Linked DNA regions of Homo sapiens: region 1 is linked to region 2. A link is a contact called in ENCODE Hi-C or POLR2A ChIA-PET data. All regions are on one chromosome and are shown on one strand. The core of a region is the stretch at or near the end of the contact, and the rest is flanking DNA. Distances in the headings are between cores, read along the strand shown. Region 1 overlaps GCNT1 (glucosaminyl (N-acetyl) transferase 1). Region 2 has its middle 20 kb from the start of RFK.

Evidence for each region. A loop is a pair of places that touch in the nucleus more often than their neighbours do. ChIA-PET counts read pairs that join two places held with the same protein, here RNA polymerase II (POLR2A). Pooled maps may share reads with other maps.
Region 1: a pooled map shows a loop between it and region 2 (4-fold over the local background). The contact joins two enhancer-like sites. A Hi-C loop is called at or near these places in 1 of 168 maps with a recorded cell type or tissue (GM12878), 6 of 37 single-sample maps with no recorded cell type and 5 of 50 pooled maps. POLR2A ChIA-PET finds 5 or more read pairs at or near these places in 5 of 52 experiments (GM10248, MCF 10A, OCI-LY7 and 2 more).

Annotation. Positions count from the first base shown.
Region 1 is chr9:76,467,837-76,474,415 of GRCh38, forward strand. All of the region lies in intron 2 of GCNT1 (glucosaminyl (N-acetyl) transferase 1), which reads left to right. Among named protein-coding and RNA genes, the nearest start is that of GCNT1, 12 kb to the left of the region's middle. RefSeq lists enhancers at 2,651-3,312, 3,237-3,326, 3,347-3,416, 4,128-4,397, 4,748-4,827. Within about 2 kb of position 5,240, at least 4 of the 41 ENCODE cell types and tissues checked have a DNase peak (open chromatin) inside an H3K27ac peak, as active enhancers do.
Region 2 is chr9:76,411,177-76,418,162 of GRCh38, forward strand. It overlaps a transcript of GCNT1 not described here. Among named protein-coding and RNA genes, the nearest start is that of RFK, 20 kb to the left of the region's middle. RefSeq lists an enhancer at 6,109-6,690. Within about 2 kb of position 4,160, at least 3 of the 41 ENCODE cell types and tissues checked have a DNase peak (open chromatin) inside an H3K27ac peak, as active enhancers do.

The DNA.
Region 1 (6,579 bases), core at 3,990-6,489, 58 kb after region 2:
CCTCTATTTATAATTTTATAAGCATTTAAGGTCAAGAATGCCAGTGGTCCCTCTTTCAGTGTTTTTTTTTTTTTTTTTTTTTTTTTTTTTGAGACAGTCTTGCTCTGTCGCCCAGGCTGGAGTACAGTGGCACAATCTCAGGTCACTGTAACCTCCACCTCCCAGGTTCAAGCAATTGTCCTGCCTCAGCCTTCTGAGTAGCTGGGATTACAGGCACATGCCACCATGCCTGGCTAATTAGTAAATACAGGGTCTCACCATGTTGACCAGGCTGGTTTCGAACTCCTTAACCTCAGGTGATCCGCCTGCCTGGGCCTCCCGAAGTGCTGGGATTACGGGCGTGAGTCACCGCGCGCCGACCCTCCTTCAGTCCTGTGTCTTGTACGGTGAATGTGGTTTCTAAGGTGGATAAGGAGGCAGGGATTCCTTGCCTAGCTGGAGCCCTGCTCACCTGGCCATCAAGCATACTGTGAGATGTTGCAAGTTAGGAGCTATAGAGTGTCATCGAGTTGTTTAATTTTAGAAACACAAAGGCTTTAAATTAGAGCATCTCAGGTTAGACTTGTCCCTGAGCGGGTGATAGGTGTACTGAGATACTGCATTTCTCTCAGCCCTCTCCCTTAAGCCAAGAGAGCTGAAGCTGATGTTTGATGGTTACCTTTTGGTATATATGTCATGGCATGAGAAAGAATCACTGCTTTAGTCTGTAGAAGCTTTGTCGTCCTTTGCCATGCCCTGGGGAGGGAGCAGGACCATCCTTTGCACCCATCAGAGCATTCCTAGTTCTTTTGTTGCCAGATACGTAAGAGTGGTTGAGTTTACAGGTGTCTGCATCTCTCTTTAGCAGAAAGATGGGGTTTCAAATGTGTTGCCTCTTTCCAATTTTGCTATGCCTATCAGTAGTCAGATATTTTGGGGAGAAGGGAAAAATCCAAGGTAAATGTGAGGTTCTTACAGTGAATTACTTTTCAAAAGAAATTTCTGCTACCAAGGGGCATTTGGGAAGTGGCTGTGTGGAGAAGTTTTCATTGTAATGCGAACATATTGCCAAAAAATATTGTACATTTGTGAGTTATCAAAGCTCTCAAAGGAAAAAAAATTAAAAACTGGGAAACAGAATTGTCATACTACTTTAATTGAAAAGTAACAATGAGTTTTTAATCCATTTGTTAACTTTATGGGGCACCTGCAGACTATTTTGATTAGTCTTTACAATTGATTGAAACCCACTGGGCAAATTTCGCCAAAAAACTATGTGATTGGTGGATAGAGGAAACTAAGTGTCAAGATTTAGGTAGCAGAGCCAAGAGTGCACTACTATAATTGAAGTAATAAGTTTTATTGCATCCTCCAAGTTTTTGAATTATGATACATGTAATTTATTAGTACAATAGTGAGAGACAGGACTAGCTGGATTTCCTAGGCCCACTAAGAATCCCTAAGCCTAGCTGGGAAGGTAACCGCATCCACCTTTAAACATGGGGCTTGCAACTTAGCTCACACCCGACCAATCAGGTAGTGAAGAGAGCTCACTAAAATGCTAATTAGGCAAAAACAGGAGGTAAAGAAATAGCCAATCATCTATTGCCTGAGAGCACAGCGGGAGGGACAATGATCAGGACATAAACCCAGGCATTCCAGCCAGCAACGGCTACCCTCTTTGGGTCCCCTCCCTTTGTATGGGAGCTCTGTTTCCACTCTATTAAATCTTGCAACTGCACTCTCTTCTGGTCCGTGTTTGTTACGGCTTGAGCTGAGCTTTTGCTTATTGTCCACCATTGTTCTTTGCCGCTGTTGCAGACCTGCCACTGACTTCCATCCCTCTGGATCAGGCAGGGTGTCCGCTGTGCTCCTGATCCAGCGAGGCGCCCATTGCCGCTCCCGATCGGGCTAAAGGCTTGCCATTGTTCCTGCACGGCTAAGTGCCTGGGTTCATCCTAATCAAGCTGAACATTAGTCACTGGGTTCCACGGTTCTCTTCCATGACCCATGGCTTCTAATAGAGCTATAACACTCACCGCATGGCCCAAGATTCCATTCCTTGGAATCTGTGAGGCCAAGAACCCCAGGTCAGAGAACATGAGGCTTGCCACCATTTTGGAAGTGGCCTGCCACCATCTTGGGAGCTCTGGGAGCAAGGACCCCCTGGTAACAGTAGTAGATACATAGAATTTTTAAATAAACATACTTATATTAAGGGTACTCTTAGGGTCTATACTAAGAAATTTTGCATGCTTGTCATTAAAAGCTTTGAGTCCAAGTCCTGTGTGTGTGTATATGACTTTGACTCTAAGTCAAGTGTAAATGTAACTGTATAGATATGCCATGTATATAATGTAAATAAAATATATACATATATTTATAAATAAGGCAGTCTGAAAACTTGCTTGCTGGTGAACTTTAAAACAGCCTCTTTCTCGTGATATACCCCTCCAGTTTATCCAGTGGAAAAGAAAATTACTGCTGGATTAAAAACAAGTGCTTAGGCTAGGTGTGGTACCTCATGCCTGTAATTTCAGCACTTTGGGAGGTCGAGGCAGGCAGATCGCTTGAGCCCAGGAGTTCGAGACCAGCCTGGGCAATATGGTAAAACCCCATCTCTACATAAAAATACAGAAATTAGCTGGGTGTGGTGGTGTGCGTCTGTAGTCCCAGCTACTCAGGAGGCTGAGTTGGGAGGATTGCTTAAGCCCAGGAGTCGAGGCTGTGGTGAACTGTGATTGGGCCACCACATTCAAGCCTGGGTGACAGAGCAAGACCCTGTCCCAAAAAAAAAAAAAAAAAAAAATGCTCAAACTAAAGAGTGATAAATACATTGTATACATGTCTTGTTTCTCTTGAAATGTGTACATTTTATCATTCCATAATGTATACATCTATCAAAACATCACATTATACCCCATAAATATATACAATTATTATTTGTCAATTAAAAATTAATTTTTTTTTAAAGCCACTTAATGTGCAATTTGCAGACGTCTTCTGGTTAGTCCAAGATTCAGCGGGGGTCAGGTGATCAAGAATTTCCTGAAATCAGCAGCTGGATCCAGGAATGGGCTTAGGACACCATCCCAGACTTTGGGGCCCGCCAGGCTTGTTTGTCCTCTTCATGTAAATGCAGAACTTGCCTCTGAAATATGCCTAATCCTTTCATATAGGTGGAGCCCCTGATCTCATCCATTGTCTACACATTTCTCACATCTGTTATGCTAACCAACACAGTCCTTGTATTCACCTTGTGAGGATCTGGTTCTCACACTACTTATGCTAATTAACAAAACCTCTGGTTTGCAATTAAAAATCCTGAAGCACATGCTATATCTGCTGCTGGAGTGCCCACCACCATGGCTGGCTGATTTTTGTATTTTTAGTAGAGACGGGGTTTCACCACGTTGGCCAGGGTGGTCTAGAATTCCTGACCTCAGATGATTTGCCCACCTCGGCCTCCTAAAGTGCTGGGATTACAGGTGTGAGCCACTGTGCCCTGCCACACTTGTCTGTCTTTATGCCTTTGTTTCTTGTAATTTATGGGACCACAGACTCCACCCCTATACTGAAGACCTAGTAATTGCTCCCAGAATTGCTCCCAGGAATGTGCTCCTGCCTGGGGCGCTTGACTTCCACAAACCCCAGGGTATAGATAAAAACCCGTGCATGTATGTCTCACTGCTATGCAGAAGTGTTTTTCAAGTCAGAAATAGACAGCCCACCAATTTTGTTGTTGATTACTTGTGGCAGAAAACTTATGAGTTCCCTGAAAATAAGAGGCATGGCTATAAAAATACAGGATTTAAAAAAACATGTATAAGTGGAAATTAGTACCTTTAACATAAGTGTTTTCCAAAGACATTTCTGACCATTTTGAGGCATGTCCTCTGTGCTGTATTCTCCTATTAGGAAAGACACCAGTTTTTGATGGTAGATGTGATTTTGCAGCATGTCAGAAGTTAGCATTATGAGGTAGATTGGTCATGCTCAGTAATATTATTTTGGGTCAAAATAAGATGTAAATTTTTTTTTCTTTTGAGACCAGTCTCGCTTTGTTGCCCAGGCTGGAGTGCAGTGGCATGATCACAGCTCACTGCTGCTTCTCCCCAGTCAGCTCAACTGGTTCTCCCACATCAGCCTCCCGTAAATATTTTTTAAAAATGGACTAGGGGCTGGGCATGGTGGCTCAGCCTGTAATGCCAGCACTTTGGCAGGCTAAGGCTGGCAGATCACTTGAGGTCAGGAGTTCGAGACCAGCCTGGCCAACATGATGAAACCTCGTCCCTGCTAAAAATTAAAAAAAATAGCCAGGTGTGGTGGCGTTCGCCTGTAATCCCAGCTACTCAGGAGGCTGAGGTGGGAGAATCACTTGAACCCGAACCCGGGAGGCGGAGGATGCAGTGAGTCAAGATCGCACCTCTGTACTTCAGCCTGGGCAACAGAGCGAGACTTTGTCTCAAAGAAAAAAAGGAAATGAGAAAAGAGAATGTGTGACTGACACCACAAAGAAATGTCAGATGTCTCTTTTGGGGTTCTGTGGGTGGCCCTCCCTCCCAAAAAAGTAGAATTGAGTGAAGGGAATGCAGTAGAGCGTGAAAGAACACATACCCACAAGGGTGAAGCTGCAGGCTCTGGTTAAAGGCAGCTTTCCACTAGATCTTGACCCTTATGCCCCAGGGCCTCAGCTTTTTCTTGAGTTACAGAGGAGGGTGCAACTTGGGGCTAGATGGACTTTTTTGTTATGGACTTGCCATATGCTCTTCTTGTAAGTTTTCTTTGTCATGTAAGTTTGAGAAATGCTGAATACCATGTCTCTGTCTTTAAATATTTACAGTAGACCTGACTGTCTTAAGGGCTAAGAAATAAGGAGCCAAACCAGCAACAGAGAATCTTGTCTTTCTTTTCTTTTCTTTTCTTTTCTTTTCTTTTTTTTTTTTTTTTTGAGATGGAGTCTCGCTCTGTCACCCAGGCTGGAGTGCAATGGCGTGATCTCAGCTCACTGCAACTTCTGCCTCCCAGATTCAAGTAATTCCCCTGCCTCATATTCCGGAGTAGCTGGGATTACAGGCGCCTGCCACCATGGCTGGCTAATTTTTGTATTTTTAGAAGAGACGGGGTTTCACCACGTTGGCCGGGGTGGTCTAGAATTCCTGACCTCAGATGATTTGCCCACCTCGGCCTCCTAAAGTGCTGGGATTACAGGTGTGAGCCACTGTGCCCTGCGACACTTGTCTGTCTTTACGTCTTTGTTTCTTGTAATTTATGGGACCACAGACTCCACCCCTAGCCTGAAGACCTAGTAATTGCTCCCAGAGCTGCTGTTTCCAGCAACACTAGATGCTTCCTGAAGTTTCTTTCAGCTCTACAATGGATGCATTGTTCTAAAAATAGTTTCTAACTATATTGACCAAGCCTATAATTTCCTCCAGAAACCTCAGCATATAACCTCTGAGTGAATTCCTGGAGAGCAGGGAGCATGTATTATTTATGTTTGTATTTTTCTCCCCAGAGCCTAGGAATCTATTTTGTATAATAGATTCTCAGTATAGAATTGAGTATATTGAAGTATTTGTTAGTAAACTGGAAATATGGATTTTCATTTTTGAAGTCTGAAAAAGTTACCCTTAGACATGAGCTCAGATTTGAACAAAAGTCAAAAAAGGGAAAATAATGAATAATAATACATTGCCAATATTAAGGGCTCATTATTTGTCAAATACAGTATAAACATGTTACAAGTTAGCTCACTTACTCTTTATAAAAACTCTAAGGTATATATGATAATTTCCCCAATGAAATTGTTTAAAGTTAATTAGTTTTTTAAAAAAACAACAAAAACGCTGAAGCTAGGAGAGGCTAAGAATTTGCTGAAGTTTGGGTTGGGGAATGATGACTCCCAGGTCTCCTGCTGGGGCAGTCCGGTTGGAGAGCTGAAATCATTGCCACTGTACTCTTCTGTGTCTCAGATGTAAACAAACCCAAGAGAAAATATTCAGGACTGGGCACAGTGGCTCACACCTATCATCCCAGCACTTTAGGAGGCCTAGGTGGATCACTTGAGCCCAGGAGTTCAAGACCAGCCTGGGCAACAGTGCAAGACCTTGCCTCTACAAAAAATATAAAAATTAGCCAGGCATGGTGGCATGTGCCTGTACTCCCAGCTACCCAGGAGGCTGAGGTAGAAGGATCGCTTTGAACCTGGGAAGTCGAGGCTGTAGTAAGCTTTGGTTACGCCACTGCACTCTAGCTTGGGTAACAGAGCGATACCCTGTCTCAGAAAAAGAAAGAAAAGAAAAGATTCAGCCACTAGTAATCAAAGAAATCACAAAGTGAAACCTTGATGATGTACCATTTTACAGTTGCAATATCGGCAAAAATAATTATACAGTATATTCATATACAGTCATTTAACATTATATATAATTAAAATGTATAGTAAATGTAGAGAAAATGGTATCCAGATGTTACTGGGGACAGTATAAGTATCGTTTATTTGGAAGGCAGACAAGAGGCACAGAAACTTACAAGTAGTGACCTAAAATCCTTATTCCTGGGAATTCCAAGGAAGTCCTTTAAAAGCAAAGCAAAAAC
Region 2 (6,986 bases), core at 2,910-5,409:
CCATTGATATTAAAGTGATTATTGATATAAATGGATGAATATTTACAATATTTGTCACTCTTTTCTATTCATTGTCTTTATTCCTTGTTCCTGTTTTTGACTTCCACTTTTTCCCTGCCATTTTGGGGGTTTTTTTTGTTTGTTTTTGAAATTTTTTATTATTATTTTTTGAGACAGGGTCACACTCTGTTGCCCAGGCTGGAGTGCAGTGGCATGATCATGGCTCACTGCAGCCTTAACCTCCTGAGCTCAAGTGATCCTCCTGCCTCAGCCTTCCACATAGCTGAAACTACACATGTATGCCACCATGCCTGGCTAATTTTTGTATTTTTTGTAGAGATAGTATCTCACTATGTTGCCCAGGCTGGTCTTGAAATCCTGGGCTCAAGCCATCCACCTGCCTCAGCCTCCCAAAGTGCTGGGATTATAAGTGTGACCCAATGCACTCAGCCCATTTGTGATTTTACTTGAGCATTTTATATGATTTCATTTTCTCTCCTTTTTTAACACATCAATTATACTTTTTTTTTTTTTTTTTTTTTTTTAACAGAGTCTTGCTCTGTGGCCCAGGCTGGAGTGCAGTGGCATGATCTTGGCTCACTGCAACCTCCACCTCCCGGGTTAAAGCGATTCTCCTACCTCAGCTTCCTGAGTAGCTGGGACTACAGGCATATGCCTCCACACCCAGCTAATTTTTGTATTTTTAGTAGAGACAAGGTTTCACCATGTTGGCCAGGCTGTTCTCAAACTCCTGGCCTCCAGTGATCTGCCCGCTTTGACCTCCCAAAGTGCTGGGATTACAGGCATGAGCCACCATGCCTGGCCAATTATGCTTCTTTTAAAAAATAATTTTTTGGTTGCTATACAGTTTGCAATATACATTTACAACTAACTGAAGTCCACTTTCAATTAACACTATACTGCTTTATAGGTAGTGCAAGTACTTTATAATAACAAAATATTTTTAAGTCTTCCCTCCTGTCTCTGGTATTATTGTGTAGTGCATTTCACTTAATGAATGCTTATATTTTCTTAGTGAGCAGAAGCATACATAAGCATAAGTGTATGTATATACACCCAATCAAATACATTTTGCCATTATTATTTGAAACAAAATGTTATGTTAGACCAATTAAAAATTTTTTAAGTTTTTATTTACCTTAACTTATTCTTCTCTGATACTCTATCTTTCCCTATGTAGATCCACATTTCTGACCTACATTATTTTTCTTCTATGTGAAGAATTTCCTTAATATTTCTTACAAGGCAGATCTACTAGCAACAAATTTCCTTAGTGTTTGTTGGTCTCAGAAAGTCTTTATTTCTACTTCACTTTTGAAGAAGAATTTCACAGGATACACAATTCTAGTTGGGAGTTTTTTTCTCTCACCACTTTAAATATTTCACTTCACTCTCTTTGTAGTGATTTCTTACAATTTTATGTTGCCTCAGCATCCATTTTGAACACAGGTTTAATTTTCTCATATTGGAAACAGGGCTTAGTCACCCTTGACACAGCTTCTGGTTCTCTACTTCATCCCAGTTCCTCAGTGGGGTTGATCCAGATATCTGCTTTATACGACTGCTTCCTGGTGACCACCTCCCTATCAGACAGCTAGATACAACCTACTTGACTCACCTTGCTGAACCCCCTACTGCACTGATTGTGCAGATATGCCACAGTGACCACTTCTCAGTCACAGCATGATTTCATGTACTTGTATCTACTTCCTCTAAACCCACTAATTAGAACTTCCCAAGGGAAACCTGCCTGGATAATGCCCTAGACCCCAATAAAGTCTTCAGCCCATGGGTTCCTCATTCTCTCTCTTGCTCCTTGCCTGCTGATTGAGTGTACACGTCCCAAATAGCTCCCTACTTCCTGTTGGCCCCATGGGGCATGCTGCTGTCTTCTCTCTGGGATCTGAAAGTAATATACTGCTTGTGTTATTTCATGTTTTGTTTGAATTACTTTCTTTGTGTCTCAGCTGAATGACACATCTAAACCTAACTTCTTTCCTGGCCAGGGCTTTTCTGAAGAATGGCTATCTTGGTAGAAATAAACTGGACACAGGTCAGACAAGAGCCATAAGGATATCTGTCACTATAAACAAGTTTCCTGTGAGTGGGACACCTGGTCACAGGTCAGACACTTAGACATCCAGCTGTTTGTCAGGCTAAAGAAGTATCTCATGAAAGAAACATTGTAAATATTCACAACCAAATCTCCTGGAGCCATGTGAGAGAGGACAGGAGTTTACTGCCATTCTCCAGAAAGAGACCTTAAGATGAAATTACAGAAAAATAGAACACTCTTCTTGCTTGTGTGGTTTCTGAAGAGAAGTTGGTTGTAAATTTTATGTTTCTCCTCTATAGGTAAAGTGTTTTTTCCTGTGGCTTCTTTCAAGATATTTCTTTGTCTTTGATTTTTGGCAGTTTGCATATGATATGCCTAGGGTTTTTTTTGTTTTGTTTTGTTTTTTTTTTTTTTGTTTTTTTTTTTTTTTTGGCATTTATCCTGCTGGATGTACTCTGAGCTTCCAGCATATGTAGTTTGATGTCTGACATTAATTTGTGGAAAGTCTCAGTCTTTATTGCTTAAAATATTTTTTCTATACTTTTCTGTCTTTCTTCTCCTTCTGGAATTCCCATAACATGTATGCTACACCTTTTGTACTTGTCTCACAGTTCTTGGATATTCTGGGTTTTTTTGTCCAGTCTTTTTTGTTTCTCTTTGCTTTTCAGTTTTGGAAGGTTCTATTGACACATTCTCAAGATCAGTGATTTTTTCCTCAGCCATGTGCAATCTACTAATAAGCCCATCAAAGGCATTCTTCAGTTCTGTTACAATGTTTTTGATTTCTAATATTTGTCTTTGATTCTTACTTAGAATTTCCATCTTTCTGCTTATATTGACCATCTGTTCTTGAATTCTGCCTACTTTCTCAATTAGAGCCTTTACTATGTTAATCATAGTTGTTTTAAATTCACAATCTGGTAATATCAACATCACTGCCATATCTAGTCTGATTCTGATGCATCCTCAGTCTCTTCAAATTCTGTTTTGCCTTTTAGTGTGCCTTGTCATTTTTTGCTGAATGACACCTTTCAACAAAACAACAAAAAGTACACCTTTAGCGATGTGCTGGTAAGATTTGAGGGGAGGAGAAGCATTCTATGGTCCTATCGTTACCAGAAAGCAGTCCCAGTCCAGACCCCAAGAGAGGGTTCTTAGATGTCATGCAAGAAATAATTCAGGGTGGTCCACAGAGTAAAGTAAAAAGCAAGTTTATAGAGAAGTAATGAAACAAAAGAATGGCTATTCCATAGGCAGAGCAACCAGGGGGCTGCTGGTTGACTATTTTTATGGTTATTTCTTGATTAGATGATAAACAAGGGGTAGATTATTCATGAGTTTTCCAGAAAAAGGATGAAGAGTTTCAGAAACTGAGGGTCCCTCGCCTTTTTAGAACATGTAGGGTGATTTCCAGAAGTTGCCATGGCATTTGTAAACTGTCATGGTGCTAGTGGGAGTGTCTTTTAGCATGCTAATGCATTATAACGAACATATAATGAGAAGTGAGGACAACCAGAGGTCACTTTCATCTCCATCTTGGTTTCGGTGAGTTTTGGCTGGCTTCTTTACCACATCCTGTTTCATCAGTAGGGTCTTTACAACCTCTGACGTGTGATACCAGTCCTGTTCACCTCCAGTCTTATCCTGTGAATAAGAATGCCTAACCTCCTGGGATGGCAGCCAAGCAGGTCTGGGCTTTATTTTACGTAGCTCCTATTCAAGATGGAGTTGCTCTCCTTTAAATGCCTCTGGCACTATAATTAGGTCTTAGGCATTTAGTAAGCCTTTATGTGCCCTTTAGCTGTGAACTTTTTTTTTTCCTTGAGACAGAGTCTCATTCTGTTGCCCAGGCTGGAGTGCAGTGACACGATCATGTCTTACTGTACCTTGATTTCCTAGGCTCAGGTGATACTTCCACCTCAGCCTCCTGTGTAGCTGGGGCTACAGGCACGCACCACATACCTGGCTAATTTTTGTATTTCTTGTGGAGACAGAGTTTCACCATGTTGCTCAGGCTGGTCTTGAATTCCTGGGCTCAAGCAATCCACTTGTCTCAGTCTTGGTAAGTATTGGGATTACAGGCATGAGTCACCACACCTGACCTTGACGGTGAACTTCACATACTGTCTCTGCCCCTTGGATTTTTCCCCCCACCTTAGGTGGGACAGGATGGCTAGTGGAAGCTGGAATTAAGTCTCACATATTTGTCAGAGTCCTATGCATACATATGTAATTAAGATGATTTTTCTCTTGTTAATTTATCATCTGTCAATTTAATTCATGGCCTAGCCAAAGAACCTAGAAGGGTAGAGGGAAGCCATTTCCCCTCCCATGAAAAGCAAGAGTAGAGCAGTGTGTACAGTTTTCTATTTACATAACCAGATATAAAATGGGATTCTATCTTTGTTTTAACAAAGCATCAATAAAATAATTATTCAATGCCAAAGCACATGTGAAACAGATCTTCCACATGTAGAATTCACAAAGAAAGTTATTGACAACTAATTACACAATGCTTGGGCCCCCTCTATCCCCAGAAAACACAAGAAAAACCCAAAACCCTGAGACTTCCTGTTTGTCTTTCCATTGTGATTTTGTATGGTGTGCCCACAAATCATTATTCAATGTTTTTTTGTTCCACTGCCAAGATTGCTCTCATGCTTCCTGGTAATCACAGGGGCTGAAGCAGCAGCCAACTATTATTGATATGGACAGGAGGCAGGGAAATACTGAATAGAAGAGGGCAGTTCCCTGGCAAAGGCCCTACCCACAAGCCTGGGCCCACAGCCCTAAATGAGAACTTCACATCCCTGTTTTCCCACTCCAATGTTGCTTTTTCCAAAACTGCCCTGGCCCATCATACCCCCCATCCCATACCCATAAAAACCTCAAATTCCACTTACAGACAAGCAGAGTGTCATGGCAGAGAAGGAAAGAAGAGAAGAAGCATCTGACTGTCGAGATGAGTTTGGCCAGGGACGGCTGAACTCCAGGGGGAAGATTATCTTCCCACTCCATCCCCTTTCCAGCTGCCCATCCCACTAAGAGCCACCTCCTTCACTCAGTAAAACCTCTGCATTCACCATCCTTCAAGTCCATGTGACCTGATTCTTCCTGGATGCCAGACAAGGACCAGGATACCAAGAGGGCAGAGAGTAAAATGCTGTCGTGCTGACTCTCCTCTGAGCCAGTTAACACTTAGCCATCCATGAATGGCAACTGCTAAAAGAGCATTAATTGTAACACACCCCTAGATGCTGCCATAGGGCCAGAGCCCAGAAGTGCTTGCCCCAGCCTTGGCACCTGCTTGCCTGCACGCTCCCCCTCCTGCAAGGGGTTTGAGTGGGGGGCTGAGTAAGCGAACCACACCCCTGTTGCAAGTCCCACGAAGGGATCCAGGGAACTCTCCAGTCTCACTACGTATTTAACTAACACTATGGCATAAATTCTTCTTTTAATTTTAAGTTTTGAATAAGATGAAAAAGCTTTTTTGTGATACTTAGGAATTAAGAAGATATGATCTGGCTGGGTGCAGTGGCTCACGCCTGTCATCCCAGCGCTTTGAGAGGCTGAGGCGGGTGGATCACTTGAAGTCAGGAGTTCAAGACCAGCCTGGCCATCATGGTGAAACCCTGTCTCTACTAAAAATACAAAAAATTAGCTGGGTGTGGTGGTGGGCACCTGTAATCTCAGCTACTTGGGAGGCTAAGGCAGGAGAATCATTTGAACCTGGGAGATGGAGGTTGCAGTGAGCCAAGATTGTGCCACACTCCAGCCTGGGTGACAGAGCCAGACTCTGTCTCAGAAAAAAAGAAGATATGATAAAAAATGTGTCACTTATCTGCCTTAAATCTAAACAATGAGTTAAGAAATGTTTTCTTTGAAATAGTTTATAGTTATTTATGAAGCTCATGAAATTATTTGCTTTAATAACTATGGGTGAAATAAATGTAATCCTACCTCAGTGCCTTCTTCAAAATTATAATTCAGAGGTTATGGACATAAAAATGCCATCTCCGCAGTAAATGAAGTTGACAAATATTCAACAAAATGTGCCCTAGTCTTTTTTTACCCACCTGAGTATGTATCACAATGTAGTGTTGGAAGGAAAATTTTCCTCTACCCACTAGTTTCAATTGCTTGGGGGCCTGAAGATTAACTGACAATAGATGGATGAACAGAACAAGAATTATTTATACATGCACTCATTACTCAGTAAGGAGTAACTGGATAAGAAGCCAGAGGTAAATGTTTTTACGTCAACTGAACAAAACAGGGAGGAGTTAAAACTTCAAAGGGGAAGAATGAAAGGTACTGTTGGCTTTTCTGATGTTAATAGCTAGCTGAATTCACACTTCAGTATTCTCCCAACAGGAAACTCCTTTGGTGGGTGGGGGAGCCAAAGGCATCTGTATTTTCAGGAGGCCCTGCTTAAGTTTGGATAATGTTTATTTCTGTAGCTGCTGGTTGTACAGGCATTTTCAGTTTAAAATAATTTTCATATCACTTTTGTAGGCCATTAATTTCTTCAGTAATTTCTCAGCAACTCATAGCACCCCAGTAAGATCATGGCAAAGCTCACACATCACCCACCTGTATGATTGTAGAGGGGCCAAGGGAAAGCGTCCGTCATCCTGTTAAGGGTTTGTTGAAAATTGTTGATGAAAAGAGTGAAACTTTGTAAAATATTTAAGAGATTTATTCTGAGCCAAATAGAAGTGACCATAGCCCATGACACAGCCCTCAGAAGACCCTGAGAACATGTGCCCAAGGTGGTCGGGGTACAGCCTAGTTTTATACATTTTAGGGAGACATGAGACATCAATCAAATACACGTAAGGTATACATTGGTTCAGTCCAGAAAGGTGGGACAACTCCAAGTGGGCAGAGAGGGGAGGAGGGGTTCCAG